Regions from separate parts of the Homo sapiens genome. Here regions 1, 2, 3, 5 and 6 are each linked to region 4. A link is a loop called in an ENCODE intact Hi-C map of the cell type or tissue named here. Cell type or tissue: IMR-90. All regions are shown on one strand. Region 1 has its middle 18 kb from the start of ANKRD28. Region 2 has its middle 110 kb from the start of MIR563. Region 3 overlaps BTD (biotinidase). Region 4 has its middle 17 kb from the start of DPH3. Region 5 holds the start of LOC107986064 (a long non-coding RNA gene). Region 6 overlaps GALNT15 (polypeptide N-acetylgalactosaminyltransferase 15).

Region 1 (5,000 bases), 430 kb before region 4:
TATACTCTAAAAAATATTTCAATATGTTTGAATCTGACATAAGAAGCCTAACAAATACTACCAATGATATCAAACAAGCTTATCCTATCTTCACTAGTGCCTGCAGTCCAACACACCTGGAGGTTGTGAGATTTTTTAAAAACTACTTTCATGAAAACATAGGAGTCACTCAAATAATTGAGGTTCCCCAGTGATTACTGAATGACTGTTAATGTTTAAAGTGTGCAGCACAATCATTTAACATGTAAGAGAATGAGCTATGAGCAAAAGGATGCATACATCTAAACCAAAGTTTGAAAACCTTTAGTAATTTAGTATTTCAGAACAAAATAAATAAAACTAGTTGCGATACCATTATTTTCAGCTGTTTAACATTTTCTTCTCCAAGACAGAGATCTTAGATTTATAAGCCCCCTCCACTGAAAATTTACTTGAATTATAAAACGGCTATACTAAGTCTTCCACTAACACAGGGTCCACTACTATAAATGTTTCTACAATAAAGGACTTTTTGGCTGACACTAACTATTTACTCACATACAGTTATGTATGAAAGCTAAGTTACAAGGAGGCTTAAACAGCAACAAACTAACAAATTACAAGAGCTGCCTATATTACTGCAAGAGACTACTAGAAAATAACCTACCATAATAGGAATTCCCATACTATTTTCCTCTGGTGGAGGCAGTTGTACTGTTTCAATTCCAATCACAGGCCTGTAGCAGAAAACAGATATCAAAAGAAAGAATACGCTGATCCTAGAAATTAAGGGCTATGTTATTTATAAATAACTAGTACCTTAACAAAACATTGAATTATTGGATAATATTCAAAAACTTACTTTGGATTTTATTAATTCAGAATTTACTTTTATCCTTCTATCAAGAAAAAAAATACTAATCTGGGCAACAAAACATTTTTTAAAGGCTTTCTTTATATATTAAACAGAATTGGCTTCCCAGAAGAGACTTAAAAAGTGGTGTTTGTTTCTTAGAATTCCTAGCAACAAGTCATTCTCATAAATCTTAAACACAAACACACACACACACATATACACACACAAACTTTTCAAATGCATTCACTAATAATATATTCAGTTACTTACTAATCAGCAATTATTTACCCATGGGGACGTGTTGATTTAAGAAACTGCCTATGAAAAGTTTAAAATATTCAATCTATACGCTTTTTGAATATGTAGAACATACTCATTTCAGTAATACATAAATTTAAGAAATCACTGCAATATCTCTCAAAGAAAACTCTGGTAATTTTATACATATATTATATATAAAAAGTATATATATATACTTTTTTAAAGGTTAGGATAATACATACATATTATTTAGTAACTTGCTTGTCTCCATCACTCCTCATTTAACAATGTGGACCTTAAATATTCCGCAACACCCTGAATATGACATTCCATTCAAAAATACTGTATTTAATTTCCTAAGAGTAAATATTTGGGTTGCTTCTATTTTAAAATTCATATATAATAATTTTTCTAAGAATATTATATATTCTTGTATAATACTTTTCCCAAGATAAAAAATAAAATTCCCACAAGTTAATTTTAGTGAAATGGCTTGTCTTCACATAAATAAAATTAGGCCTAAAAAATTATGGAGCCATAATTCTCAAGTGCAATGACCTAGAAAGAACAAATGTCAGAATTACATTCCCTACATAAAAGTGTGGGGCCAACCACATTTCTTTTGTTTTTCTTTTATGACAAAATTTTGCCCTGTCACCCAGGTTGGAGTACAGTGGCCCAAATGTAGTTTCAACCTCCTGGGTTCAAATGATCCTCCCACCTCAGCCTCCTCAGTAGCTGCGACCACAGGCATGCATAACCTCACCCAGTTAATTTTTTAATTTGTTTGTAGAGATGGGGTCTCATTATGTTGCCTAGGCTGGTCTCAAACTCCTGGGCTCAAGCGATCCTCCTGCCTTGGCCTCCCAAAGTGCTGGGGTTACATGAGTGAGCCACTGCACCACCCACACACTTCTTATTGTTCTGAAAGAATCGTCATCAATGCTATGACAAAGAATCATCTTTGTTATAGTAATTACTATTGTAGTAATTAATGCCTTCTAAAATGTTAGAAGACATAAACTATCCTTGGATAGTTGGAGGAAGGTCAGCTATAGTTCTAAACATAAAAATCTGTTATTTCTTCCCTTGTCAAAATTATTTATGAACAAATCAACCTCATCAGAAAATATTAAAGGTACATTATTTTAGGTTCTACAGCATGTAACAGATATGGTAATAGAATTAGTCTGCCATATGGTGGCAGCAAATACCAAAGAAAATTAATTTCTTGAGTACGTCCATTTAAAAAGTTAATGTCTTCCCTGAGTCATGTATTTTAAACAAAGGTTTCAAATAGAAGAGGCTTTACAGGTTTTCATAATTATGTTTTAATCTTGTTATATTAATAGTCAAGCTCAAAACAATATCACGAGCGTATTTCTGACTGATTGAAAACCGCCTTCTGTTACTATGGCATTTACCAAATCAAACTGCCTCAAAAACTATGTGGCTCTTGATGCTTATCAGGCAACATGTAATTGCAATGATTTTCATTGTATTAACTAAAATTTACATATCTTATAGAAAAATTAAATTTTCTTACTTTAACCAAATCCACCTAGCCTAGCCTCCTACCTCCACAAATATTTACTCAATAATTGTTTGTTAATAACTATTTATATGCTAAATGCACGGAATATAGCAGTAAACACAAGAATAGTTTCAGGTTTCATGAAACTTACACAAAATCTCTCATGTATTTCCTTTTCCCTGATTTGTAATATGGGGTTATTAAGACCAGCTTAAGTTAACAGCCTAAGGATAAAAAATACTACAGTGTCTCTTCACCTATAATTTACAATTTAAAAAACACTACACAGAAATATTCAAGTAAGAAAGTTTTATTTTTCCTGCTATGACTATGACTGCTTTAAAGTCTTTCTGTTCTATAAAGTTGCTTCAAAAGGAAAAGTGTTTGGTGCCCTTTATTTTACTACACTATTTAACCCACTAGATGCTAACTAACAAACATTTAAGTTACATGAAACTGAAAAATGTATAAGAGCATCTTTTCATATAAAATTATCAAAGTATGTCAATCGTCTCAATTTATATATAGAAGTTATTGCCAAAGTGTCTTATAATCCAAGACACTGAGAGATAGGAAGCTAGGATAATGAGTAAATCCAAACTGAGAGTAAATATGTGCATAGGTTGTGCATAGATTAATCATAGAGTTAAAACACATCTGAAAACCCATCTCTATTAAAAAAGAGGAGGGAGGTAGCCACAGTGGCTCATGCCTGTAATCCCAGCACTTTGGGAGGCCAAAGTGAGAGGATCACTTCAGCTCAGGAGTTGGAGACCAGCCTGGACAACACAGCAAAACCCTGTCTCTGTAAGAAAACAAAACCAAAACCAAAAGAAACCCAAACAAAAGCACACATCTGAATACTGTAAAGGCCCAGTCTTCCACAGAGTGAGCATCGTTTAAGGTAGGGGCTGTGTCTCACTCATTTCATCAGTATGTCCACTCTACGATTTTCCTTAACATGTAACAGTGATGAACAATTTCTCACGCACAAACATTTCACATACTGATGATTTTATCTTGTCAGTAGAAGTACCATGGTTTTTTTTTCCTTGTTATTTTGTTTTTGTCCCAACTAGATAGAAAATTTTATAGGTTATAAACTAACATCGGCAATTTCATATGGTCCAACCTAATATCAATTGCTCACAACATTAAGTTCCTAGAGCTACCGGTAGGCACCATTTCTTATTGCTCTAAGTACTCACCTTCTAATAAGGGAAAAGAGAAATAAAAAGTAAACTACAAAGCAGTGCAATAAGTGCTCTCCTAAAAGTTTGTTGTGTGTATCTGTGACAGAGGGAGACAGACAGACATACAGTTCCTTAGGAATCACAAGATATACCAGTTGATGAATCCTATGAGGAAAACTGGAGGGCAACCTAGTAAATAAAATTAACTAAGATTCCTTTGCTAAGTGATCGCTATACTGAGATTTATATATTTAAATAAATATAAAATTACCAGGAAACCACTAATTTCTTCCTAAGATGAGATACAAGCAAGAATGCCTGCTCTTAATCACTCTTACTTAATATCATATTGAAAGAAAGAGCACTGCCATAAGGGTAGAAGGAATAAGGGATATATAGTTTGGAAGGGAAGAAATAAAAGTGCTTGCATTCACAGACAACATGATTGTCTTTATAGAAGATTCCATGGAATCTATTAAAAAATGCCTAGAATTAATAAGTTTAGCAAAGTCATAGATTACCATTGCTGTTTCTACATACTACCAATGAACAACTGGAAATCAAAACAAAAAGCAGTACCATTTATAATAATACCCCAAAACTCAAAAATACTAAGGTATAAATTCAACAAAATATGTACAGATTATGTATGCTGAAAATCACAAAATACTGATGAAAGACATCAGAGACAACGTAAAGAAAACAGATACAGGAGCTCCCCCGTTATCCACAGAGGATATATGCCACCCCTCCCTCACTCCACGGAAGCCCAAACATCTCAGGTAGTGCTGAACCCTATATATACTATGTTTTGTCCGACACAGGTTGAACATTCTTAATCTGGCAATTCAAAATCTGAAATGCTGTAAACTCTGAAACTTTTTGAGTGCTCATATGACGCCACAAGTGGAAAATTCCACAAATAAGTACTTAACAGAAACTTTGTTTCATGCACAAATTTAAAATAGTTTACAAAATTACCTTTGGGTTACACGTATAAGATGTATATGAAACAAATGAATTTCGTGTTTAGACTTGGGTCCCATCTCCAAGATCTCTCATTACATTTATGCAAATATTCCAAAATCACAAACACATCTAGTCCCAAGCATTTCAGACTAGGAATACTCAACCTGTACATACATACCCTATGATAAAGTTTAACTGATAAATTAGG
Region 2 (5,000 bases), 260 kb before region 4:
ATTCAGTGACTGGTGAGATCCCTCTTTATAGAGAGCCATCTTTTCTCAGTGTCCTCACATGGTCGAAGGGGTAAGCAATCTCTCTGGTGTCTCTTATATTAATATGAGGGTCCTAATCCCATTCATGGCCCTTACGATCCAATAACTGCCCAAAGGCCCCACCTTCTAATACCATCACCTTAGGGGTGAGGATTTCAACATAGGGATTTAGGGATTTGTGAGGGAGGCAAGCATTCAGACCATAGCAGGCACATACATACAATGGAATATTGGTCAGCCTTTAAAAGGAATCCAGTTTGGACACATGCTACAACATGAGTGACCCTTGAAGATATTATGTTAAGTAAAATAAGCCAGGCACAAAAGGACAAATATTGCATGATTCTACTTATATGAGGCACCTAGAGGAGTCAAATTCATAGAGACAGAGAGTGGAATAGTGGTTGTTGCTAGGGGCTGGGGAGAGAAGGAAATAGGGAATTATTGTTTAATGGGCACAGAGTTTCATTTTGAAGAGATGGAAAAGTTCTGGAGATGAATAGTGATGATGGTTGCACAACAGTGTGAATGTGTTTAATGCCACTGAACTATATGCTCAAAATTGGGTAAAATGGTAAATTTTATGCATATTTTTATCACCATAAAATTTTTATTTTGAATTTTATAAAAATAAAATGTTCATTTTATTTTATTTATTTTGAGATGGAGTCTCTCTCTGTCACCCAGGCTGGAGTGCAGTGGTGCAATCTTGGCTCACTGCAACCTCTGCCTCCTGGGTTCATGCCATTCTCCTGTCTCAGCCTCCTGAGTAGCTGGGACTACAGATGCCTGCCACCATGCCCGGCTAATTTTTGTATTTTTAGTAGAGACAGGGTTTTGCCACATTGGCCAGGCTAGTCTCGAACTCCTGACTTCAAATGATCCACCCGTCTCGGCCTCCCAAAGTGCTGGGATTACAGGCGTGAGCCACTGAGCCTGGCCATTCATTTTATTTTCTTGTTGTTTTTTTAAAAATTATATTTATAACTATGGAAGAGTTCAGTTGAGCTGCAATTAACTATTTCTTTGCTATTCAAAGTCAAGGGACTAGAAGCATTGGCATTACCTGGGAGCTTGTTAGAAATGTAGACTCTCAGGCCTCACCCCAGATCTACTAAATCATAATCTGTAGTCGGACAAGATCCCCAGGTGTTTCGTATGCTTATTAATGTTTAAGAAATGCTGAATTACTTGATATAATCCTTGTTTTGTAAACATTTATTGATTTTAATTATGTAATTTTCTGTTTTGCATTTTGGAGTCATCATACATTTTTCAAGGCCTCAGAAAATTGTATAGGATTTTGAGACGCTCTCAGGCCCTAGACCCCATGTCTAGAATGCCCTGGAGATGAATCTGGTAAATTTTACACATAGTCACATCCCTTTTGTCTCTGATTTCTGACTTTCTCTTCCATAGTTACAGTTCTTCAGATCATCTATCTGGTTTTTACATGAGTTCTTCTCTGAGATGCTGCTAAGATGGCTCTCTAGGCTTTCAGAACCACAGCCCATGGAAAAGGGAGCCCCACCCTCAATGCAGACCCAGGTTTCTCTCTAGGATACCACATCCCAGGCCCATATAACCTTATTGCTGCAATTACTAAATTATTAAAATCAACCGTAAAGCTTCCTACTGAAGAAAACTTCCTAGTTCATTTTTTTCTTTAACTATTTACTGAAGCATAATATACATGCAGAAAAGTGCAAAAATAAGCTTACAACCAATACATTTTAATACATTAGCACTCTGTTATAACCAACCTTCAAATCAAGGAATAGAATATTAACAGTACCCAGGAAACCCTCTGTGTCACTACTACCCCATCTCCTGCAAATTAACCACTATTTGAACTAATAGCATAGATTACTTTTAACCAGTTTTTTTCTTTATATAAACACAATGCCATAATATATCCTCTTTTGTGTCTAACTTCTTTTGTTCGACTTTACATTTATGAGGCTCATCCATATTGTTGTAATTGTAGTTTGTATTCTTATTGTTGTATAGTGTTCCATTGCATGAATTTACTACAATTTAAATTCATTATATTATTGATGGGTATTAGGGCAATTTCCAGTTTGGGGCTATTACAAATAGTGCAGCTAGGTACATCTTAATACTTTTGTCAGGGAAACACATGCCACATTTCTGTGGGAATTAGGAGTGAGATTGCTGGGTCATAGCGTGTGTCTATGTTTAGCTTTAGTGATACTGTCAAGCAGTTTTCCAAACTGTAAGCCCCATTCTTAATGTAAAAGTGAATGCTCCTGCCCCTGTTCTATCCCTTCCTAAGAGTTGTGACAAATCTCAAACAGGACATTACTTTCACATAGGTTTATGAATTTCTGCCAAAACATTGGTGCTCACATTTCAAAATAAATAAATGCATCCATGAAATCCTCACCAGCGGCAGACTGAGAAAGCAAAGAATCCAGATGACAGCCATAATGCTGAGATGCTAAGATGGTTTTCTTTGTTGCCTAGAGCGCTGGGAGTCTTTTGCAAAAGCTGCTGCCAATCAGGCTTGCCTATCTTTGCAGGGCTAATTAACAGCACTTGGGCAAGCAAGGGGGCGGACGCCTGCACGATGATGCGAATGGTGCCATCCCAAGGCTTATGACTAATTATAAACACAAAGCACTTAAGGGCCGAGATTAATAATGAAAAAAAAAAAAAGCCGAAACAAAAAGCTGAAAAACCTCTTCAGAATTCTAATGCCAGCATGGTTGTGGTTGCGTGACTCAGGGCAGGGGTGCTGGCAAAAATCTCCGGACTAAATCACACAGCGCCTATGTCATGCAGCCAGCCTCCCAGTCATGTGCTACAGAAGGGCTTCCTTTGTGTCATGCAGGATTTCAGGGGAGTGTGTCAGCTCCATTTCCAGGGTGCCCTGGGCCCTAGCATGATAAATCTGTTATTCCCTTGCCCTCCCTCAGCATGGAAGAGCAGACTGGGGTAATTCAGGCCCCTACAGGAGTGGGTAGGGTGGGGTTGTGTGTGCAAGCTCTGATCCCCTTAGCTACAAACCACAAATAATCCATAAAGTATGCAAATTAGCTCCCAATTAATAGCACTTACTAACATCTTGAACTGTGTAAGGAGAAGCTGTGTTTGCCAGAGAGGAAAGCAACACTCATGCACCTCATTGCAAAACACGTCTGGTCAGGCGGAAAACCCTGGACTTGCTGGGAGGGAGGGAAGAATGAAGTTGAAACTGAAAGGCTGCTTTGGTGCCCTCAGGTCATCTGGAAAAGTGTCCACACAGTTCAGGCTTGAGGAGTAATTTGATGTGAGATGAGGATTCAGATGAGAATGAGTTTCCCTGCTTCCCCTTTCCTTGGGGCTCTGCTTGGTCCAGGCCCTAATGAGTTCTGAATGTTCAACTACAGGTCCTCCCACCAGCCTCTGAGAAGAGAACAGGACAACCCAATACCCCCAGAAAACTGGAAGTAAGGGTCAAGGGTTGAGGTGAGGGTGGTGGGGGAAGGGAGGAGAAAACAAACTATTACTTTTAAAAAGTGGTGAAAAATTGTTTGCCATTATCTGTTGTTTTTTTCCTTTTTAATACTAGCCATTCTGACTGGTGTGAGATGGTATCTCATTGTCATTTTGATTTGCAGTCTCTCTGATGATGACTTATGTTGAGCATTTTTTAACATTTGTTGGCCACTTGTATGTCCTCTTTTGAGAAGTGTTGGTTCATGTCTTTTGCCTACTTTTTGATGTTTTTTTTTCTTGTTGGTTTGTTTAAATTCCTTATATATTCTGGGTATTAGTCCTTCGTTAGATGCATAGTTTACAAATATTTTCTCCCATTCTGTTGGTGTCTGTTTACTCTGCTGATAGTTTCTTTTGCTGTGTGGAAGCTCTTTAGTTTAATCAGGTCTCACTTGTCAATTTTTGTTTTTGTTTCATTTGCTTTTAAGGTCATCATAATTTTTTTTGCCTAAGCCAATGTCTGGAAGAATATTTCCTAGATTTTCTCCTAGAATTTTTGTAGTTTGAGGTTTTACATTTAAGTCTTTAATCTATTTTGAATTAATTTTTGTATATGGTAAATGGTCCAGTTTCATTCTTCTGCGTATGGTTAGCCGGTTTTCCCAGCACCATTTATTGAATAGGGTGTCCTTCCTCATTGCTTAGTTTTGTTGACTTTGTTGAATACGAGTTTGTTGTAAGTGTGCAGCTTTATTTCAGGGGTCTCTATTCTCTTCCATTGGTCTATGTGTCTATTTTTGTAGCAGTACCATGCTGTTTTGCTTACTGTGGCCTTGTATATCATTTGAAGTTGGGTAATGTGGTGCTTCTGGCTTTGGTTTTTTTTTTTTTTTTTTTTTGCTTAGGATTGCTTTGGACTCTATATGAATTTTAGAATAGTTTTTTTCTAATTCTGTGAAAAATGACATTGGTAGTTTGACAGGAACAGCATTAAATCTTGCAGATTGCTTTGGGCAATATTGGCATTTTAATAATACTGATTCTTCCAACCCATGACCATAGGATGCTTTTCCATTTGTTTCCATTTGTGTAATCTATAATTTCTTTTAGCAGTGTTTTGTAGTCCTCCTCATAGAGATCTTTCACCTCCTTAGTTAGATGTATTCCTAGATATTTTATTTTATTTTATTTTTGTGTGTGGCTATTGTAAATGGAATTGCATTCTTGCTTTGGTTCTCAGCTTGAGTGTTATTAATGTATAGAAATGCTACTGATTTTTGCACATTGATTTTGTATCCTGAGACTTTGCTGAAGTCATTTATCAGGTCTAGGAGCTTTTTGGCAGACTATGGGGTTTTCTAGGTATCAAATCATACTGTCAGTGAAGAGAAATGACTTTCTATTTTTCTATTTGGATGCCTTTTATTTCTTTCTCTTGCCTGATTGCTCTGGCTAGGACTTCTAGTACTATAATATGTTTAATAGAAGTTGTGAGAGTGGGCATTCTTGTCTTGTTCCAG
Region 3 (5,000 bases), 620 kb before region 4:
CATCATACATTTAATAATCACAAAGCCATTACATGGCCCACATTTCTGAGCACATCTTCCCTGAAAATTTTGACACGTAGTTCTAGGACATCACATTTTCCATGCACTGGTTCTTTTTCTTCTGGATGTCAAGCCCTCAGGTCCACATTATCTAGAAGGTGTTCTTTAAGGTAGTCCAAGAAGGAAATGGGTAAGAAATTTCCCAAAGGCTTTTAAAAGCAATACCTTGCTGACACTCATTGAAACTCATTTCAGAGAATTTGACGATGGTTTTTGGAAGCCATAAGCATTCCAGAAGAACAGAGTAGCTAGAAGTGCCCCCACCATTCATGTGTCCCAGGACTGACTGACAGTGGAAAAGCTTTATGTGTGTGTATTTTCCTTGCTGCCTGGTCAAGGTCTCCAATCAATAGTTTAAGACTTTTTCACAGTTCATTTTCGACCACCGAAGATTTCCTTTAACTTTCCTGCAAACTCAAATATGCATTTAAAAATAATCTGTTTCATTTTTGCAGGATATGGTTGAAACATTTTTCAGATTATCTAGTCTACCATATTGCCCCCCACCTTTTTTTAAATCAGGAATTTTATTTAAGTAAAAACCAATAACAACCTGGTTCTTCAATGGTATTCCTGCCATAGCTAAGACAAGCACTGAGTCCTTTAACTGACCTGCATCAAATTGTTTAGGGGAGATTTTTCCTTCTAGTTTGAGTGTTTAATGCTTTCTTTGCTGCTTATTTTCATTAAATATGGTAGAAATACTTTGAAATCTGCCCAGATTCCATCAGCCCTATTGGAGAGGCACCTGAGAAATGAAGATGATGTTTCTGACTCATAACTTTCTTTGACATAAGGGAACAATAGGAGTCAGAATATAGGATATACATTCCTCTATCTTCTACTCAATTGGTTCTCCAAGTGTGACTCAGACCAGGAGCATCAGCATCACCTTGGAATTTGCCATAAAATGCAGATTCTCAGACCCTATTCCATACCTACTCAATCAAAACTTCCAGGCATGGGCTCCAGAGATCTGTGTGTTCAAGCCTTCAGGTGACTCTGATGGCGTGCTTACATTTGAGACCCTCTGCTCTGGTCTGATCACCCAGAATCTCCCTTGGGAGAGCTACCTTGAAATTTCTGCTTATTTCCCCTGCAGCGTATTGAAGACTCCACGGTGGTTGTTTTGTTTTGTTTTGAGATGGAATCTCACTCTGTCACCCAGGCTGGAGTGCAATGGTGCGATTTGGGCTCACTGCAACCTCCGCCGCCCGAGTTCAAGCGATTCTCCTGCCTCAGCCTCCCGGAGTAGCTGGGATTACAGACACGTGCCACCATGCCCGGCAAACTTTTTGTATTTTTAGTACAGACAGGGTTTCACCTCCGCAGTGGTCATTAAAGCTTGACCACTAAATTGCCCTGGTTCTTCAACATGCACTAGGCAGGCTGGACCAGAAGCCAGGAGACCTGGCTCCCAGTCTCATTATCATTACTAACCAGTCCTGGAGTTTTCCCTCACCATGAAGATGGAATTTTTACCATCTGCTTTCTCTGCTTTGTGTGGCAGGAAGATAAAAAAATAATAATAATGGATATTCAAACGGTTTATATTGCATGTAAAATGCAATGTGGCATTGATTGTAGATCCCTTAATTCAGACAGATTTCCCCACGCAGACGCTGTGTGTCACAGGGGGAATGGGCAGCGTCACTTTTTACATCCAGTCATATTGTATGAAATTGCAACAAATTCAAAAAGATGCCATCGTGGGAGTGTGGTGAGTAAAAAACAGCTTTCATGAAACTCAAATCTTGAAAGTCAGATGCTTTCTGGGTCTTGTTTAACTGTAAAAGAGATAGATGAAGTATTAGAAATGGAGAAGGAAAGGGGGGAAAAGCCATCCATTTACTGCTTAAGAATGGCTCTGCTATTGCGATACCTAAGGTCACATGCGTAGCCACTTGGGTTAATGATACTCAGTTTGTCCACGGAGTGGCAGTAGCAACTGTCTGAGAATCAGTCTCAGCCGGGGTTCCTTCTGTCTATAGAAAGTGAAAGACAGACTGTTATTCAAATTCCATGTGCAAAAAAGCCTTCTTACATTAAATACCTGGGCATTTCAGGAAGAAGTTTTATTTGACTTAAACTGTGAAGGCAGTTTCTCATTTGAGGAAAAGAAAGATATAACGTGTTTCAGTTGAAATGTCAAGATCCTTTGATTGCACATTTGGTTTCCTAGGATAAATTATTCTAGCCAATGGAGCAGAAACTGGCTAATCAAAGGCACAGTGCACAGTTACACTTCTGTATATCATTCTCTTTTTTTAAAATAATAGCTGGAATTTTTTTTGAAAGTGAAATTACAATTTACCACCTCAACTCAGAGGACATATTAGCTTGATAACTTATTCACAGTTGCTGGTGAGTTCAGGCTTAAATCATCAGCTGTCACTCACAAGTGTTTACCCTTGAACTTTCCGAATGAGACATCAAACGTCTTGGTAGTGGGTGGGTTTAAACAAAGCTGCCCACGCGAGAACCATTGTGGAGCTTCTTGTTCCAGGGGCCGGTCACGGACAAGCTCATGACCAGCACACTCAGATGTGACAATCAGATAACAAGAGGCAAGAGAAGACTTTCTGGGAAATAAAAGATCATTTTTGTGATTTCTTTAAATTCAGATCATATAAATTAGGTGAAGATAGACATTATTTCTCCTGTTTATGTAAAAGAATTTAGACAATGAAGTCACGAAATTCATGAGAATAATTTAAAGACTGTTGGAACTTCCCAATGTTTTTCTTGGCATTCAGTCACTACACATAGAAATGTATACTATGCCGGTTCCTAATGACTTAGCAGTTCCCTCAGGCTTTGTTCCACAGGATGTGACATCTCCTCTGCCAACTTTTCCTGCCTCCTTTCCTAATCATAGGATTGCTATTCTCCCTGACAAGTAAAGAATGACAAGATATTTTATTAAAAAGATGTTTTATTTATCTTTTAAAGATTTTTTAATGTATGTATCTGCCTCTGAAATTATTAAGAATGCCTTAATAATAATCCCTCTCATTTTATTTCAGAAGACACTATTGTAATAGCATGGCTAGGAAGGAAACACAGCTAATTATTAAGATGAATCATTTAGCAAGGTGGGGAAAAATCCCTTGTGTGTAAAAATATCTAGTGATTGACATATTACCAAATTTACATGAAATAGATTTCCATGTAATTGAGACTGATTTTTCCTATTAGATGGAAAGAACCTTCCTGATCAGGACTGGTGTTGGGGGAATGTTTTCCTTATGAAATCAGAAGCAGAGCTTCTGTAGGGCCGTCCAAGATCAGGATGCTTACTTCAAGATGCCACTCTGCATCTCTCCCCACCTGCCAAGTGTTTCCTGTCTCCCAGATGCTTTCTATTGGCTTATTGTAAGGACTTTGACTTCTGCGCTACGTGAACTGGGGAGTCACTGGAAGAGTTTCAGAGGTGCACCTTGGTAGACTCAGGCTTTCTCTGGATCTCACTGGCTGCTCTTATGAGTCCAGAATGGAAGAGGATGAGGACAAATGCAGGGGGATGTTAGGAGACCACTAAGCAGGTCCCTGTCATTTCTCTCTCTGTGATTCCTTTTGCTGCCACTTTCTCCTTGTCCCCTTGGCTCCAGCCCCCTGCTGTCCTTGCTGTTTCTTGCACCCGCCCGTGAGGCATGCTCCTGCCTCAGGCTCTCTGCCTGCCGTGCTCTCACCTCGCAGACCCACGTGATTTCCTCCCGAACCCCCTTCAGGCCTCGGTCCAAACATCACCCTCTCATCGAGGTCTTCCTTGACCACACTGCTTAAAATTGTCCCCCTCGCCTCACCTTACCACCTTCACTGCCTCATTTCTCCTTTGTGCTTAATCACCATCTCACACAGTTATCCAGAGCACGAGCCCCACGAGGAAGGGTCTGTCTTGTCCACTGTTGGACCCCTGACACCTAACCCCTGGGGCTGGCCCACAGTTGGGAATTGCATGGCTGTCTGAAGCCAGCACCTTCCTGGTTCTGCTGTTCCCTGGAAGTGGGGTTCAGTACACCCCACGAGCCAAGGCCCTCATCTCAGAGGGCGTGCACATGGTTGCCTCAATTGTGCTTTCACACTGGACCCTTCCTGCAGTTTACTCTCCTATGTCAGATGCCCTTCAATGAAAGCAAGTACATTGCCACCTTGTCACACCTCTAGTTACCATTTTCTTTATGGTCCAGGTCCTGACCAGCTCTAAAGATGGGTCAGCTGCTGTATTTCCAAGAACCCCATGACTTCCAGGGCCCCTTGTTCCCAGGAAGGCCCCGCACCCCAGTCGTCCCGTGCATAACCTCACGGGCCAGCACCTGGTAGCTGCTGGAAGGCTTCTGGGGGATGCCTGGGCCCCTCCAGCCCTACCTCTAGTCCTGCCACTTTACAACTGAGCACCTCCCGCTGCTGCCTGCTGAACCCTTCAGAGTCCTTGCCACAGGCCCTATTTACTTTTTCCTGAGAAGGTATGTGTGATGCCAAAGAGAGAAAAGCAGCATTTGCTAATTTGGGTAAAATGTTTCTTTGGGAAGGGCAAATTGATGTACAGTTGTCCCTCAGTATCTGTTGGGACTGGTTCCAGGACCCCGTGGATACCGAAACCCTCAGATGCTCAAGTCCCTTATATCAAATGGTGTAGAATTTACATGTAACCTAAACACTTCCTCCTGTACACTTTAAATCATCTCTAGATCCCTTACACTACCTAATACAAACTAAATGCTATATAAATAATTGTTATACTGTATTTTTTAAATTGCTATTATTTTTTATTGTTGTGCTATTATTTTTATTGGGCTCCCTCCTCCCCCTCCCACCCCAGTAATTTCAATCCAAGGTTGGTGGAATCCATGGATGCAGAAACAATGGATACTGAGGGCCGGCTGACTAGACCTATTTTTATTGTAATTACTCATTCTCTTCTACCTCATTAAGCTTGG
Region 4 (5,000 bases):
AACATCCAGGGAGCAAGCACCCTGGCTTGCTAGGACAGTTAACACTCCCAGGACAACTCTCAGTCACTGAGGGGATGGGAACCAGTGGATGGATGTCTGGCCTCTGTCTTTCAGGTGGATAATTATACAACGCATCCTGTATATTTTTTAAGAGGGTCAACAGAATCAAGTGGCAACTTTAACGTGTCCTTATATTGGCGCCTCCTTCTGCCCCATCTCACATCCTCACTCCCACACTCCTGCTTCCCAGGTTCACACCCCTCATGAACCACCTGCATCCAGTCCTTGTCTCATGCTCTGCTTTCAGGGAAACCCAAACTAAACCACACATGAGCACAGTCTTCCTTTATAACACAGGCTTTCTAGACTAACATGGCTGATGCACATTCAGTCTCCAACTTAGGCCCTAGAACGGAAACAGGGCCCAGCCATCCAGACACCTGTGGGAATCCTGCCACAGGGCCCTTGGCCCCACTCTAGGGCTGGTCCTACATCCTAAACATAATCAAGAAATTCTTTCCAGTTTTCTTGGCTGGGTCCTTTCTAGCAGGAACATTTTGATGGCATGTGACAGAAACTGAAATTGAACCGGTTTGGTCCTGTAGAAGCAGGGGAGATTACTGGAAAAATACTGAAGCATCACATGAAATTGAAGGAAGGGTTCCCCAATCCATGGGAAGGGCAGGGGTGCAGCTGGGCCTCAGGGGAAAAGCCATATTCCCGGCTTCTTCCACATGGAGGACTGTAGCCGCAAACAGCTCAGGAGGCCCATATGAAAGAAGACACATGCATATGCAAATATCATAATGAGAAAGTGTTTCTGCAAGCTCCAGGGAGGAAGAAGCTTTGTCACTATTTTTTCAGTGATTAACTGGAGTGTCTAAAACAGTATCTGCAATATGGTATATGGGTAATAGACATTTGTTGAATGAATGAACAGTAGAAGGAGGAAGAGGGAAAAAGAGGAGGTGGGATGGGAAGAAGGTTTGGGGTATGACTGTGAATGAAGCTATCTGGCCTTCAGCTTTGGATGGACCTTGCTTTTTCAAGAGATTATGGCTGGGGGCATTATCCCATCTTCCTCAGCTCAGAAGCTTGCTGTGGCTCACAGTTTCCTGTGGAAACAACCTGACCTCCTTAGTGTTACATGCAAATCCCTCGCAAGTTGGCCCCTACAACCTCCTCTTCACACACCCTCCACTCAGAGCACACTGGCCCACAGCCCAGGGCCATCCTGAGGGAACTGTCCTAAGGGTCACTGTGCCCTCCTCTGGGACAAACATACATGTTTTGAAAGTGGTTTTTTTTTTTTTTTTTTTTTTTGAGATGGAGTCTCGCTCTGTTGCCAGGCTGGAGTGCAGTGGTGCAATCTCGGCCCACTGCAACATCCGCCTCCCGGGTTCAAGTGATTCTCCTGCCTCAGCCTCCTGAGTAGCTGGGACTACAGGTGCATGCCACCACACCCAGCTAATTTTTGTATTTTTAGTAGAGACGGTTTCACCATGTTGGCCAGGATGGTCTCGATCTCTTGACCTCGTGATCTGCCCTCCTCGACCTCCCAAAGTGCTGGGATTACAGGCGTGAGCCACCGCGCCCAGCCTGAAAAGGATTTTAAATTGTTTTTATGAGGGAAACATGTTATCTTGTTCATGTAATACTCTATAGCAGAACCCAGTAGGGAATAATAGATTCTGCATATATAGGAATACTCTTCTAACTCTGGAAAGAAAAGCATAATATTATATAGATTAAAAAGAAAAGTATTTATAGCAATAAATAATTGAAATGAAAGTATTACAGGAATAAAATATTTTAAATAAAAATTAGGTGGGAAAATTGACATTGTACTTGATGAGTTGTGAGGCCTATGGCTTGTAATTTTTCTGAGAAAGTTAGAGAAGCATGAAATGAGTATATTCACAGTGTTTGCTGTTGTTGTTGTTGCTATATATTTACCATTGTGTTTCCTCTTCAGAATGTGGCTTTTCATACATAAATACATTTGCACAGAGTAAATTTTGGATGAATTTGAACCAGGGGGTAGAAGATATATCTTATATTCCAGCAAAGACTGTAGTGTGTGTGTGTGTGTGTGTGTGTGTGTGTGTGTGTGTCTGTTTGTAAGACCTTCTGCTAAAGGATGCTTGCAGACAAAGTCCTTATCAGCCATGACACAGAAATATGGATCAATAAGTGTGTATTGAATGGATGAACAAGAAAAGAGAAAAGCAGCAATTTAGACTGTGTGCCTAACACTGTGCAAGGTGCTTAGCACATGTCTTTTCATTTAATCCTCACAACCACCCTGCAAGGTGATTTTCATCATGTCTAATTTACAGAAGGAGAAACTGTGGCTTGCCCAAGGTCACAAAACTAACAAAGGATTCAAATCCAGGAACGTCAGATCATGATGCCTTTGCCGTCTGCATTGAGCGCCGCAGCCCTAATTGGTTAGCTTGCGCCACCTAGTGGCAGAACTAAAACAGGAACCAGGTCAGCCTGCAACAAATATTAAAGCAGCAGGCTGCACCCTTCAACGGGGCTTGTGAAACCTGGAGAAGCACAGGCACGCCTGTGACCCACACTCACTCCAACCCCACAACTGATAAAAGACAACGCAAGGCCCAGAATCAGATAACCTGGGAAAGTGTGTTGTAAATGAAGCATCATTTCCTCTTGAAATACATTTTTTGTCTTCCTGTACTGGGAACATAAAAGTCCCTCACCATCCCCTTGACCTCTCAGCATTTCCAGGGCTTCCCTCGACCTCAGTCTGCTGTCCCCCTCCCGGACCCAGCACCTTTTTAGCACTGAGGATCTAACCTTGTGCTCATGAGGCCTGGCTTGGTGGCGACACGTCACCCAGCACACACAGGGGCTGTCCCAGGAACGAAGTGGCATGCACATGTGGCACTCCAGGCTTCCAGCTCATCTGTGAACAGCTGCGGTCATTTGGTGGCGAAAACTCTACAGCCCACCTACCAGCCTCCTAGCCGCAGTCCCACCTGCTCCATTTTCACTACAGTCGTTTTTGAAGAGGGGCGGTGTTTCTCCTGCAGTTTACTGACAATGTTTACAGAGAAGCTATCGTTCAAGCTACTGTTCACTGCCTCCCTCCCCCGCTCAAAACACATGAAAAGTTATTCTGCCCTAGAAAATATAGGTGCCTTAGCCAGCAGGCAAATAAACATCCTCGTGGTCTATGCCCTGCTTTTGTGGTCTAATTCATTTTCTCCCTCATTCTCTCTCTCATTCTCTCTCTTATTCTCTCTCTCATGCTCTTTCTCTCTCATTCCTTCTCTCCCTTCCTCGTTCTCTGTATCTGTATCTCTGTCTTTCATAAGCCGAAACACACATACACACCGTGATATAAGAACATATAAAATCACGTGTAAGGATATTGGAATACAATTTAAGGTGAGTGCAAAAAAGGGCAGAGAATGGGCAGTGCAGAAAAGCTGGAGTTGTCGGGGGAGAAGACTGCTGGGCCCCGGATGATGAGCCCTTCTCTGAACAGCATCCAGTTTGGACACAGTAGAGAACACTGACAATCCCAGGTCATTGTGCCTTCAGTTCCTTAGAGGAAAAAAAGACAGCTTGAAGACAAAATCACTGTGAGAGTCACAGAAATGACAATGAGGCATCTGTTTTTACTTGAAATAGGTATGCATTTTTAAATGCCTCGCTTACCTCAGGTGGGTGGTGAATTCTAACGTACTTTCATGCCAGTTACTTCTGCACACCAGTGGGAGGCATCCCTGAGTGCTCTCTGACAGCTGAACGGATCTTCTCAGAGATGCCCTTATTCCAGCACTATTTCTGCAATGTATAGAAAGCACTATCCTTGGAATCAGTTTCCTGCACTTGGGAATGAGGCGATGGAGACTGAGGAGCCCCAGACGGGAGCCAAACAGAACCTTGGCTGGGGTGGGCTCCTCGTCAATGTGTGTGTGGATGGGGCATGGCCAGGCAGGGCAGAACTTCCTGACCAGCTAGGAGTCTGTGGAAAGCAGACTGGTTAATAACATGGACCATTCCAGCTCCTATCATTATGCATGGCACATAGCAAGAACTTAACAAATATTGATTAAATGAAGAGGAGTAGCAGACACTTACTTCACATTTTTCCACATGCCAGGCCTTGTTCTAAGTGCTTTTCTTATGCTAACTCATTTTGTCCTTTCAACACTCCAGTGAGGCCGGTGCTGTTACTCTCCCCATTTCACAGATGGGAAGACCGGACAGAGAGAGGCTAAAATGCCCAGAATCAAACTAGAAAAAGGCAAAGCAAGGATGTACATGAGTATGAAGCAGGTGCTGTGCTAACTGCTTACAATTGTTATTTCATTTGACCCTCATAGCACCCTGTGAAAGAATATCATTGTCCCCATTTTATAGAAGAAACTGATGCTCAGAGAGGTTAAAACAATTCCCACTAATAAGTGGCAGACTTAGGATTTGAACCAAGGACAATCTGACTTCAGACATAGCCATAGGGGATTAGCGCCCCCTATTGCCCACTCTAGTGAGTTCTTAGGCTGTTGGGGAGCAGCCTGGCAGTGTCCAGGGTTGTCCTATATGCCTGCTGGACCCTGGCTGACTGGGCCCTGACAACCAGCATCCTGGAACTGGCCAGAGGTGCAGGGACAGGCTGGGGAGGGGTGCAAAGGCCCTATCTGCTCCCTTCCAGTCGTCTGGGGCGTTCTCACATTGGCAAGGGCAGAGTGCTCCCTTCCTCTGAGTGGATCAGGGATGACATTGATAGGCCCCTGGAAACCAGAACTGCTGGCTTCTTCTGGCCTGTGTCTCAGATGCTGACCTCTGGGGAGTGAGAGTCGGTTGGAAATCCAGCCCTTTCCTCCTCTCTGAGCCCATCTCCTCTGGAGGGGTGCTTTCCTCTTGGCACCTTTGTGCCACATGGGAAATTCAAGTGTCCTTTGGTCCTGCTGGAGAAATAATCCTGCCAACAAAAAGACCCCTTCGTACCAACACAGGAGAGA
Region 5 (5,000 bases), 390 kb before region 4:
CTTATATGTATTAAACTGTAGTTTACAAAGCCAAAAGAAAACAAAATACAAGGTGAACAGCGAAACAGACCTAAAAAAGTACATTCTACTACTTCCTATGTCAAGTGTATATAAGGCTTTTGAGCTAAAAGCTATGGCAAGTACCATCCAGCTTTAGAAGTCTGTATGTCCTTACCCGTATCTTCTTCATTACTCCAAACAAAATAATCTAGCTGACCTGCTTTTCCTGTAGACGGGAAAGTTTAAGAGTATTTGCTTTCTATTTCATTTTTACCATCAATTCCAATGGCTAATAAAACAACATATAAGATGCCCTCTAAAAACAGCTATTCCCTTTAAACTAGGCAAAACCAAACTTATTTCTCAAAGTCTTCCAAGAGAGACCAGATGAGCCAATTACTCAGTAGTTTAGAGGAAAACCTCAATGTTCGTTCTCCCTGAGCCATTAGGTTTACAAGTGACATTTATTTATTTATTTTTGGGATGGAGTCTCGCTCTGTCGCCCAGGCTGGAGTGCAGTGGTGCAACCTCCGCTCACTGCAACCTCTGTCTCCCGGGTTCAATCGATTCTCCTGTCGCAGCCTCCAGAGTAGCTGGGATTACAGGTGCGTGCCACCACACCAGACTAATTTTTGTATTTTTAAGAGAAACGGGGTTTCACCATGTTGGCCAGGCTGGTCTTGAACTCCTAACCTCAAGTGATCCGCCTGCCTCGGCCTCTCAAAGTGTTGGGATTACAGGCGTGAGCCACCGCGCCTGGCCGCAAGTGGCATTTTAAAGTTCAATATTACCACTGAAGATTAATGGATATACATAAGACTGGAGTGGCATCACAATTTTCTCACAACTGCAATTCCAAAATAAAATCCAGTTGCACTTTTGCTTAACACAATCCTGAAAAACACAATCCTGTTTCTGTTAAAACCTAATGGTGAATCAAATATGAGTCTCTCCTAAAAGTTCACCAAATTTCTAATGCACATAGTAATCTAAATCACAAAAACAACTTTGTCAAAAATGCAGGACTAGAAACAAAGGAAAACATCGATCAGTCATTACTTCAACCATTAACAATGGAAGCACAAAGTGCCATTTGACTGGTAAAGGTTACTGGAAAACCCAGATCTCGAGTTTCACACTGTTAAGAGTATAAGATGCACGGACTGTACTGGAATTAGCAGAAATGGTTCCTGCTATAACTGTGCTTTACCTGCTATTCTCTAACACTGCTGTCCAGTAGAACTATCTGAAATGAGATAAATGTTCTATGTCTGTCCTATCCAATACAATAGCCAATAGCTACATATGTCTACTGAGCACTTAAAATGTGGCTAGCAAAACTATGGAACTTGGTTTAATTTCAATTAAATTGCTACATGTGGCTAGTGGCTCTCTTATAGGACAGAACAGTTGTATAATTTGAAATACAAGGTATAAACTGTATTGACTAAACCGTAGTTTTTCAAAGTATCATGACCTGATGTTAACACCAGGCAAGACCATTCTGATACCTAATGATACACAAGGTCTGCGATCAGCCTAAACATAAAATTCACTTATGAAATGAGAATTCTTGATATTAGATTCAGAATTTAAGGTGCAATCTTTATTAAGTAATATAAAAAATAGTCTCAGGTTCTTCCCCATTGTTTTCGCAAACGGGGTGCTCACTTTCAAAATAGTTTTCCAAAACATCCAAGTTATTTTCCCTTCAAATCTGTTCAACATCTTCTGTTCAGGAAAACAATGGCAAAAATAAGTTGTCAACACTAGTAAGTGTCCTGCGACAAATTAATGTGTAAATGTCACACATTAATTTTCCTTTTCCTTAAAAGAGGGGGAAAATGTTTGGCAGCGTCCGGATCCTTCAAAAGCCTTATTACCCATCTTTCCAAATGTTTAGGTGTACAAAACATTCAGATACAGTTGCGATTTCGTTCCTAGATACAAAGTAGTTTTTCAGTTCCAGAGAATTACAAGTCATTTTGACTTGTATTCTTTGACCAGCTCTTCATAAGTCAAGAAAAGTAACAAGATGGTGCACAAAATGTCAAAAGAAAACAAGTCTGGAAACTTGCATTGAGTAACTAGTCGCTAAGAGGAATCAATTGCCTTTAACCCGGAGAGAGAGTCCCTCGCACTACCCAGCCAAGCAAACAGAACAAGGTCGTGACCCTGGGTCACGGCCGCCAGTACCGCTCCCGCCCGGCAGCGGGGAAGCCACCTGTTAGGCCCGAGCCTCACCTGGCAGGAAAGAGGAAGCGATTGCCCGGCAGCTCGCCCGACGCGAGGGCGGTGAGCGTGGAACCCGCCCCTCTTGCTGCAGCGGCTAGACCCCCGTCGGCACGTGGGCTTCACCCAGGCCCCGGCAGCTCTGACAGGCGGGTCGCCCGCGGACCCCGGCCCGCCGTCTCGCGCAGGTCCCCGGGGCAGGACCCCCGTTTCCCTCGCAACCACCCCGCCGAGCGGGCGTCCCAGCGGCCCACACCGCCGGTCCGCCCTGCTTCCCTTCCTTCCCGGACGGCGCGATCCCGCCCTGCAGCCCCTCACCTACCTGGTCACGGAGTTTGAGGAACGCCATGGCGGTCGCCTCCGCGCCCACTCCAGCCTCCTCCTCCTCCGCCGCTGCCGCTGCCGCCGCCGACCGGCCCACTGCTCCCGCCCCAGTAGCCTTGGCCGCTGCCCGGGACCAGCGGGTCCGCGGCCGACTGCGCTGAGAAGACCTGCGGGCAGGGGGCGGCGCCGCCTCCCCGGCCGCCCGCCGCCGCCGCCGCCGCCGCCGCCGCCGAGAGGTGAGGTGCCCGGCCGGTCCCGCCTCCTCCTCTGAGGACTCCCCGCCCTCTTCCTTCCTTTCTTTCTCCTTCCCTCTGCTGCCTGCCCTACCCGCCGCTGCCGCCGCCGCCTCCTCACGCCCCCTTCCCGAAATACCCTGGCAGCCCCCGCGGCCGCGCCGTTCCAGCCCGCGGCAGCGGCGGCATCCAAACTCCACAATATTACCACCACCGCCCGCCGCGATTGGCGGCCGCGCGGGGGAGAGGCCAGAGTAAGCCGAGCGCCCATTGGCCACGCCGCCGCGCTCGCTGGTGACCCCCCCGCCTACCGCGACGGGAGGGGCATGCGGAGGAAGCCGCAAGGGTGGGCGCGGGGCCGCGGCTCGGGCGGGGCGGGGGAGTCGGCAGGGGTGCGGGCCGGGGGAGGGCGGCCAGGTGTCCCGGCTCCCAGGCGCTGCCGCCTCAGGCGTGGTAGGCGGAGTCCGGGGCGGAGGTGGCGTGGGGAGGTGGGGAACGGCCCGGGACTCGCACGTGGAGGTGGAGCGCGGACGCCTCCCTCAGCCAGGGCAAGACTAAGGAGCTGGGTGAGGGACCGGAAGGGCTGGAAGGGGTGGGCACCTGGGGGCTGCGGCGAGTGGCGATGGGCGAGCCGGACTTGCACGTGGAGAAAGCGTGAGAATGTGCCCCTGGGTTTGGGGAGGGTGGGGAGCCAAGGAGTGGGATGAGAGGTGGTCACGGAATGGGGGGCGCTGCTGTCCTCCCCGGGGGCTGCAGGCCGAGACCGGGTGAGGGGCGGGGGTGATGCTGGCACTCTGGACGGAAGGGCGTCGTCTTCGCAGCCGAACAGGTTGTGGACGCCCAATCGTTTTTCTGCCCGTAGTCCCAATCCGAAGCTAAGCTGTGTGGTTTTCCCTTGAAAGCTCCCCAGCCAGGCTTGCTGCCTCCACCCCTTTCGCATCTGAAGCATTTTGCCTCCCACTCGAGAGAAATCAATTTTCTTAAACAAACAAAAAAAAAGATGTGCAGGATTTCTAATAAATAGCATCCTTGGATGGAGGAGAAGAGGAATGACTCCCTCATCCTGCCACACACACCCCCACGCCACCCCGCAGCTCTGAAACGGCTTTTCTTTCTTAGCCAGCCGCACGCTGTTGCCATTCCAGGCTCGTGTGGGAGAAGATTGTTGTGCGCCTGGGTCTGTCCGCCCGGGCGGCTCCAGCCTCTGGTTTATAAAAGGTGCAGATGGTTAAAACACAAACGTGTGACGTCAGGGTCGGTTTTTAAAAGTCTCTTCTACCCACTACATCAGTTGTGTCTCTTGGGATGGACTTTAGAGAATCGATTCGAGCCTAATGGCAGTCTAGAGAAATGGAGATCTTCGTCAGGACTATCAGATTATTGTAATGCTGCACTTATAACAAAAAACTTAGATTTAGCCACGCAAAAAAAAAAAAAAAAAAGAAAATAGAGTGCAAGATAAAAAAACACACCTGATTAACTGATAGTACGACCCTTCCAATATTCTTTGAGATATCCATGCTATGGTTCCATTGAAACAATTTCTTACCTAAAATTATGTCCCTCGTCATGATATTTTCTACTTAAAATGGAGGAATTCTCATAACTGTGATCTAACCGTCATAATGAGGCTAAAAAGGAAATCAAACTGCTCTTGCTTTGCATTCTCTTCAGTAGCTCCTTTACCCTTTATTTCAACTCCAGCAGATAAAATAGAGATACTATTTGTCACCCAACCCCTCCTTATCAGTTCAGTGAGGGTGAATGAGTTAATGTCGTGAAAGCACTTGAGTTCTCCAAAACAAAGATGTTGTGATAATATTACTACAGTACTTTGTGATTACAAGTTAGCTTTGTAAATAATTACCAATGTGCCATATCCAGTCGTGTTCTATCTTGGCCTAGGAGTGTTAGGATTTACCCTCATTTATAAGTAAGCCTGTTAAGCACTATGGATGTTGAGCCAGGAATTAATATAGCCCTCCTCTTCCCACCAAATAATCTCTCCTCTAGGTTAAATTTCTAGAATTTAAAAACACAATGAGAACCTGATTAGGAACATGGCAAAGATGATTTTTTGGGAGAATGTAAGTGTGTTTGAGAGTATGAATTTATGGACTAAATATGCATTTTAATAGATTTTGTGATTGAAGCTAATGAAACTTTCCAGGACTCTTTTGAAATTTTCTAATTAACAGTAATTAATGAAAA
Region 6 (5,000 bases), 69 kb before region 4:
AACAAGCCCTTCAGGTGAGAATCATTGTCCTAGAAAGCAGAAAGTGAGGACTCTTGCTTGTTCATTCTCTTCTCCGTCCTGGGTTCTAGTTCTTCTGTCTTTAGGTCAAATGGCTTTATTTCTATAACACAGAAGGGAGGTTAGAGCAGACATTTGCCAGTTCTAACACTCTGACTCCACTACATTTTGATTTTAGGGTTATTGTTAGTGTTTGCTTTTAGTTTGGATCAAAATAACAATTGCAGTTTACATTTAGGGGGCTCTTCCCATGCGTCTGGATTTACTTTACAAGCTTTTAATGTATTAACTCATAAAGTCCTGGAAAGTCCTCACAGCTCTGCAAGATGGGTGCTAGTAGTATCATCATGCTTATTCTATAGGTATGAAAACAAGGTGAAGTTGCTTTCCCAGTCACGCTGCTAGTAGGTAACAAAGTCAGGATTTGAATGCAGGCATGTGAGCTCCAGTCTGCCTGACCCACCACTCCATGCCACCTGCCTTGGGCCACTAGACTAAGGAAACAGGTCCAGTGCCTGAGAGCCAGAATACTGTGCTGACTGCAATTTACCCTGCCAGGGCAGCCCCAGCCCCAGGAGGTAAGCTGAGAAGTGTAGGTGATGGGCAGAGCTGTGCCCAGGGAGATGCTGGCCCATCCTCCACACCCCCTGCTCCCTTACTGTCACCATGGCTGACCACTGAGGAGGGAGCCTTGGTTACCAGCATCCAGGGAGCAAGGCAGCTTGTTAGTTTTAGTTTGGTGATTTAGGTCCCTTTTCCTATAGGCCATTGCTCCTCCCAGAGCCTGGAGAGTTTCCTGGAAAGCAAACATTTGTGCAGGGCAGCAGTTGGAAGCAGGGCCACACACTCTTCGGATCCCTGATCTAGTTCCCCTCAGCCTGGCTGCTCAGCCACTCACACTCGAGGGTGTGCAATTGCAGGGTCAGCAGCCGGGAGTGAACATCTCCTTAAATTGTGTGCCCCGGGTGCCTCACTCACCGCACCCTACTTCCATTTCAAACCCGCTACACTGTTTTCAAGCCTTACCTTTAAAAGCTATTTTCAGGAAATTCCCACCCCATTCTAGTTTTGTGCCCTCCTTGCACCCTGGAGTTTTAACTCACAGCACTTACAAAACTAAAGCCAAATGATTATTGATGTATTTATCAGTCGAATGCCTGCTTTCCCTGCTATGCTGTGAGCCCCTTAGAAGGTCAGGACTGAGTTTGTATTGTACATCCCAAAGCCCAACATGCAGTAAAGAAGTGATTGCTGAATGAACAAACATAGTTTTCAAATTTTTTGACACTATTTTTCACTGGCCTGGAGCAAGAGTGAGCATCCTCTTTTTGCCGATAAGAAATAATATTGCCTGAAACGAGAGGGTCTGTGGCTACCAAAGTGGTCTGTGTGTGTGACTGTGTGTTTGCATAGTGCAAATGTGTGGTGAATATGCATATTTGTGGGTCATGGTATATGTATGTTCGTGCATGTGTGTTGTATATATTCTCTGTGTTGTGTGTGCATTGCATTATGTGTATTAAATGGATGTCGTGCATGTATGTGTAGTACATGCAGGTACTGCGTTATGTGGTGCCTATATGCTTGGTGCATGTTACTTTGTGTATGTGATATGATATGCACAGCTATGCATTGTGCAATGTGTCATCTTGTGTGCATGTGTGTTAATGTGCATGTATTATGTGCATGGTTCATATATGTATTGTGTATTGGGGTGATGCCACATGCATTGTTCATCTGGGTGTGTGTTGCAGTTTGCTATTTGTTTTGCATATGTTCACGTGGTGCATGTGTGCACAGGTATTGTGTTGTAACTGTGTTTCTTGTGTATGATGTGCTTCTGTGGTGCATTGTGCTATAAATGCATTGTGTGAATGGGATATGCATATATGTACAAGTGTGTTGTGTTTATTATGCATGTGGTATAAAGTGCATGGATATGTTGTATGTGGCACAAGTGCAGGTAAATTTTGTGGTGTGTGTGCTGTGCACGTATTTGTGTGTGCTGTGTGTGTAGTGTGCATGGGTGTAATACGTGTGTATTGCGTATCTTGTGCATGTGGTGTGATGTGCACATGTACTGTGCATGTACTGTGCCTGTGTGTGCTGTAGTGTTTGTTTTACATGTTTTGTGGTACATGTGTGCGTATGTATTCTTTGTGTGTTGCATGTATGTTATACATGTGAGGTGTGAGTGATACATGTGTATATGTGCAGGCATGTTGTGTATGTTATGCATGTAGTGTGATGTTCATGAGTGTGTGATGTGCACTGTGAGTTGCGTGGTGCAAGTGTGGGTACATTTTGTGCTGTGTGTGTTTGATGTGCACGTGTGCGTTTATGTGTGTGTGCAACACTTCAGTGGTTGCTTCTTCCAGCCAGAGTAACCAACTCGTCTTGACTTGCCTGAGACTTCCCAGATTTTAGCACTGAAGGTCCCAGGCAGTCGGGAGGAAACTCCTCAACCCCTGCGAAGGGAGACGATTGGATTCTCCAATCCCCAGCTTGCCAGGGTTCTCACGGAACGGCCGCCAGCTTTGTGCGGAGGTGCTCAGCGCCCTCTGCTGGCCCCGGCTGGTGCGTGCGGCCTGCGCAGCCCAGGCCTTGGCTGCAGACTCCCCTCTCCAGTCTGCGGTTCAAGCTCTGGCGCCTTCCCTTAACTGGATTCCTCGCCTGCATGCACAAGAGAGTCCCTGCAAAGCAAGGCAAACGATCTCCACCCTCCCCCCAGGGTGACAGGACTCTTCGGCTCCTACCCCTTTAAATCTGGGCCACAATACAACACAGAAGAGAAACAGGCATATATTAAGTGCCTGCAGTATGCGGGCCCTGCACCGCTGCTTTCCCACCAGGACCAGCAGAGCGCTAGGACATCAGGAGCCTGTGCCTCGGGCTGTAGCGCACCCCGTGCTATCGCCAGCCACACATCCCCTTGCAATTCCATCCTTGACTCCTAAGCCAGACAAGCCCCTCTGGCCCAGTTCCTACACCCAAATGCCCAAACTAGCTCTGCCTGTTGTCCTTTCCCCCCTGCCCAGGCCACAGGCCTTTTTCTGAGTACCTTTAGAGTCATTTCTGGAGGTCAGTTTGAATAGGTGGCATTTGAGGAAAATTACCAATGATGCAAGAGCAAAAAAGAAAAATATCAGTGGAAAAGAGGTCAAAAGACAGTCTCTGAAAAGAGAGGCAAAATTACAGTGAACATTTATTGAGCACTTACTATGTGCTAGAGGCTCTGCTAAGTGGTTTTTGTTTTCAACTCTTCATAGAAAACCTCTAAGGTAGGTTTCATTTCATGGATGAGGAAACTGAGGCACAGAAAGATGGAGGGACTGGTGCCAGGTTATCTGACCAGGTGAGTCTGACACCAAAGTCATACTCTTAACCACCACACTACACTTTGCCAGTCTGCCACTCTCCAGACCAGAGATTGGGCAAGTCACATGGGCTGGAAGTGTTTTCATCTTAAAATGGGGAGAACTCACACGGGTCCATGGGGAGACAGTTGCGGAAATGCTTATCACAGCATCCTTGATGGTGCTGAGGAGCTGGAAGCCACCAGGATGTCTTGTCACAGGGCAGGAGGAGCTGGGTGCACCCTATGAGATACTCAGCCTGAGTTAGAAGCAACAGACTCTGGGTACATTCAACAATGAAGGGAGACCCTAAAAATCCCCTGCTGAGTGAAAAAGTAAGGCACAGAAAGCGGCCTACAGCACTGTATCATTAGGGGAAATGTAAATCCATGCAAACTAACCAATCCATTCTTTACAGGAACAGAACAAACTCAATGAAATGGTTGTGCTGTGGGAAAGGGAGGGTCCTCGGGGCAGAGGTGGGGATAAAACTGAATGAATACTGAGGCAAAATAGAGAAGAGCCCATGATGGAACCGCAAACAGGAACGGGATTAACTCAGCCCTTCAAAGCTGCTGTCAAAGAAGGGGCGGGAGGAACAAGCCCGGCCCATTTAGCCTCCTGTAGCACGGATGGTTTTCAAAGTTCTTCCAGGCCCCAGCTCTCCTTTGATCATCCTGGTATCCAGTGCAGGGGCAATGGGTTCCTAGGATCAAAGAGGCTGCTGTGTGAGCCAGTGCTTTGTAATCTACATCTACGGCTGAACTTGAGCGTGCATCCGAACAACTAGATGGCTTGTTAAAAATACAGATTCCTGGCCTCCATTCCTCCAGTTTCTGATTCAGTGGGTGTGAAGTGGGGCTCAACATTTGCATTTCTGCAAACTCCTGGTACTGCTGCTGCTGCTGCTCCCAATCCAGAGACACTTTGAGAACCTCTGCTCTAAGGCACACTCTTTATGCCGAACAGACTGGCCAGAGCAGTGCTCCTCAAACTTTAAGGTGCATGCGAATCTTCTAGGCATCCTGTTAAAATGCAGTCAAATTCAGCAGGTCAGGAGGGCAGCCTCAGATGCTCCATTTCTATCAAAGGCACTCCAAGGTGGCACCAGCACTGTTGGCCCACAGAGCACATTTTTCAACAGTGAGGAGTTACACCACGACTTCCCAAAAGTATGTGCACACCCAACCCCCCTATATTGCTTGTTAAAAAGACGTAGATGTTCAGACCCCCTCACTGGCAATGCTCCAGAGTTCTGAGTTGGAGCCCAGTAATCAGAATTTTTTTAAGCTGATGCTAGATAGTCTGGGGAACTACTGGTAGAGAAAGCGAGTGGAGAGCTGGTAGAGTTTGGGAAGTTTCCACGTAGGAAGCAATACTAGAGTCAGAAAATAGAAAAGAGAGCAGAGAGGAACAGGCTCCCTCATGGCCCCGGCAGTTTGTCCCTAAACATAAATGTCAACTCAGCGGTAGCTGGCTGTGTGCTACCTGCTTTTAACTTGCCTTTATGGTTCAGCCTGTGTTTCCCTGGTTTATGTACCCATAGCTGTGATTAAACAGTTGTGGACCTGTGGTTGAATCCTGGTACCACCTGTTACTGTGTGACCTTGTACAAGTCACTCAACC

The links. Hi-C counts contacts between places; a loop is a spot of excess contacts. Peaks named below come from ENCODE experiments on the same cell type or tissue, not always from the same donor. Only the 100,000 strongest peaks of a DNase experiment are listed, where the experiment ranks them.
Region 1: it touches region 4 in a loop (10-fold over the local background); 93 of 110 quality-filtered maps call a loop at or near these places.
Region 2: a loop joins it to region 4, with 6 times the contacts of the local background. A loop is called at or near these places in 2 of 110 quality-filtered maps.
Region 3: it touches region 4 in a loop (3.0-fold over the local background); 69 of 110 quality-filtered maps call a loop at or near these places.
Region 5: a loop joins it to region 4, with 5 times the contacts of the local background. A loop is called at or near these places in 4 of 110 quality-filtered maps.
Region 6: a loop joins it to region 4, with 7 times the contacts of the local background. A loop is called at or near these places in 60 of 110 quality-filtered maps.

The regions. Positions count from the first base shown.
Region 1 is chr3:15,813,594-15,818,593 of GRCh38, forward strand. It overlaps a transcript of ANKRD28 not described here. Among named protein-coding and RNA genes, the nearest start is that of ANKRD28, 18 kb to the left of the region's middle. In IMR-90, a CTCF peak has its summit at 2,289; a DNase peak (open chromatin) is centred at 2,308; H3K27ac peaks cover 855 bases.
Region 2 is chr3:15,980,205-15,985,204 of GRCh38, forward strand. No RefSeq gene overlaps it. Among named protein-coding and RNA genes, the nearest start is that of MIR563, 110 kb to the left of the region's middle. In IMR-90, no CTCF peak of the experiment used is centred here; DNase peaks (open chromatin) are centred at 2,837 and 3,207; H3K4me3 peaks cover 1,021 bases; H3K27ac peaks cover 1,881 bases.
Region 3 is chr3:15,628,341-15,633,340 of GRCh38, forward strand. The region is part of intron 1 of BTD (biotinidase); the gene reads left to right. Among named protein-coding and RNA genes, the nearest start is that of BTD, 29 kb to the left of the region's middle. In IMR-90, a CTCF peak has its summit at 1,989; DNase peaks (open chromatin) are centred at 2,011, 2,531 and 2,821; H3K4me3 peaks cover 1,024 bases; H3K27ac peaks cover 2,505 bases.
Region 4 is chr3:16,245,022-16,250,021 of GRCh38, forward strand. It overlaps a transcript of GALNT15 not described here. Among named protein-coding and RNA genes, the nearest start is that of DPH3, 17 kb to the right of the region's middle. RefSeq lists an enhancer at 2,321-2,615. In IMR-90, CTCF peaks have their summits at 2,467 (motif pointing left) and 4,508 (motif pointing left); a DNase peak (open chromatin) is centred at 2,440.
Region 5 is chr3:15,856,823-15,861,822 of GRCh38, forward strand. It overlaps LOC107986064 (a long non-coding RNA gene), which reads left to right and starts at 3,292. Exons shown (of 10, transcript XR_007095831.1): 1 at 3,292-3,443. It also overlaps a transcript of ANKRD28 not described here. RefSeq lists silencers at 2,320-2,569, 2,630-2,909, 2,990-3,309. In IMR-90, no CTCF peak of the experiment used is centred here; a DNase peak (open chromatin) is centred at 3,009; H3K4me3 peaks cover 2,419 bases; H3K27ac peaks cover 1,342 bases.
Region 6 is chr3:16,175,938-16,180,937 of GRCh38, forward strand. The region is part of intron 1 of GALNT15 (polypeptide N-acetylgalactosaminyltransferase 15); the gene reads left to right. Among named protein-coding and RNA genes, the nearest start is that of GALNT15, 3.8 kb to the left of the region's middle. In IMR-90, a CTCF peak has its summit at 2,584 (motif pointing left); DNase peaks (open chromatin) are centred at 2,564 and 4,594; H3K4me3 peaks cover 2,756 bases; H3K27ac peaks cover 3,890 bases.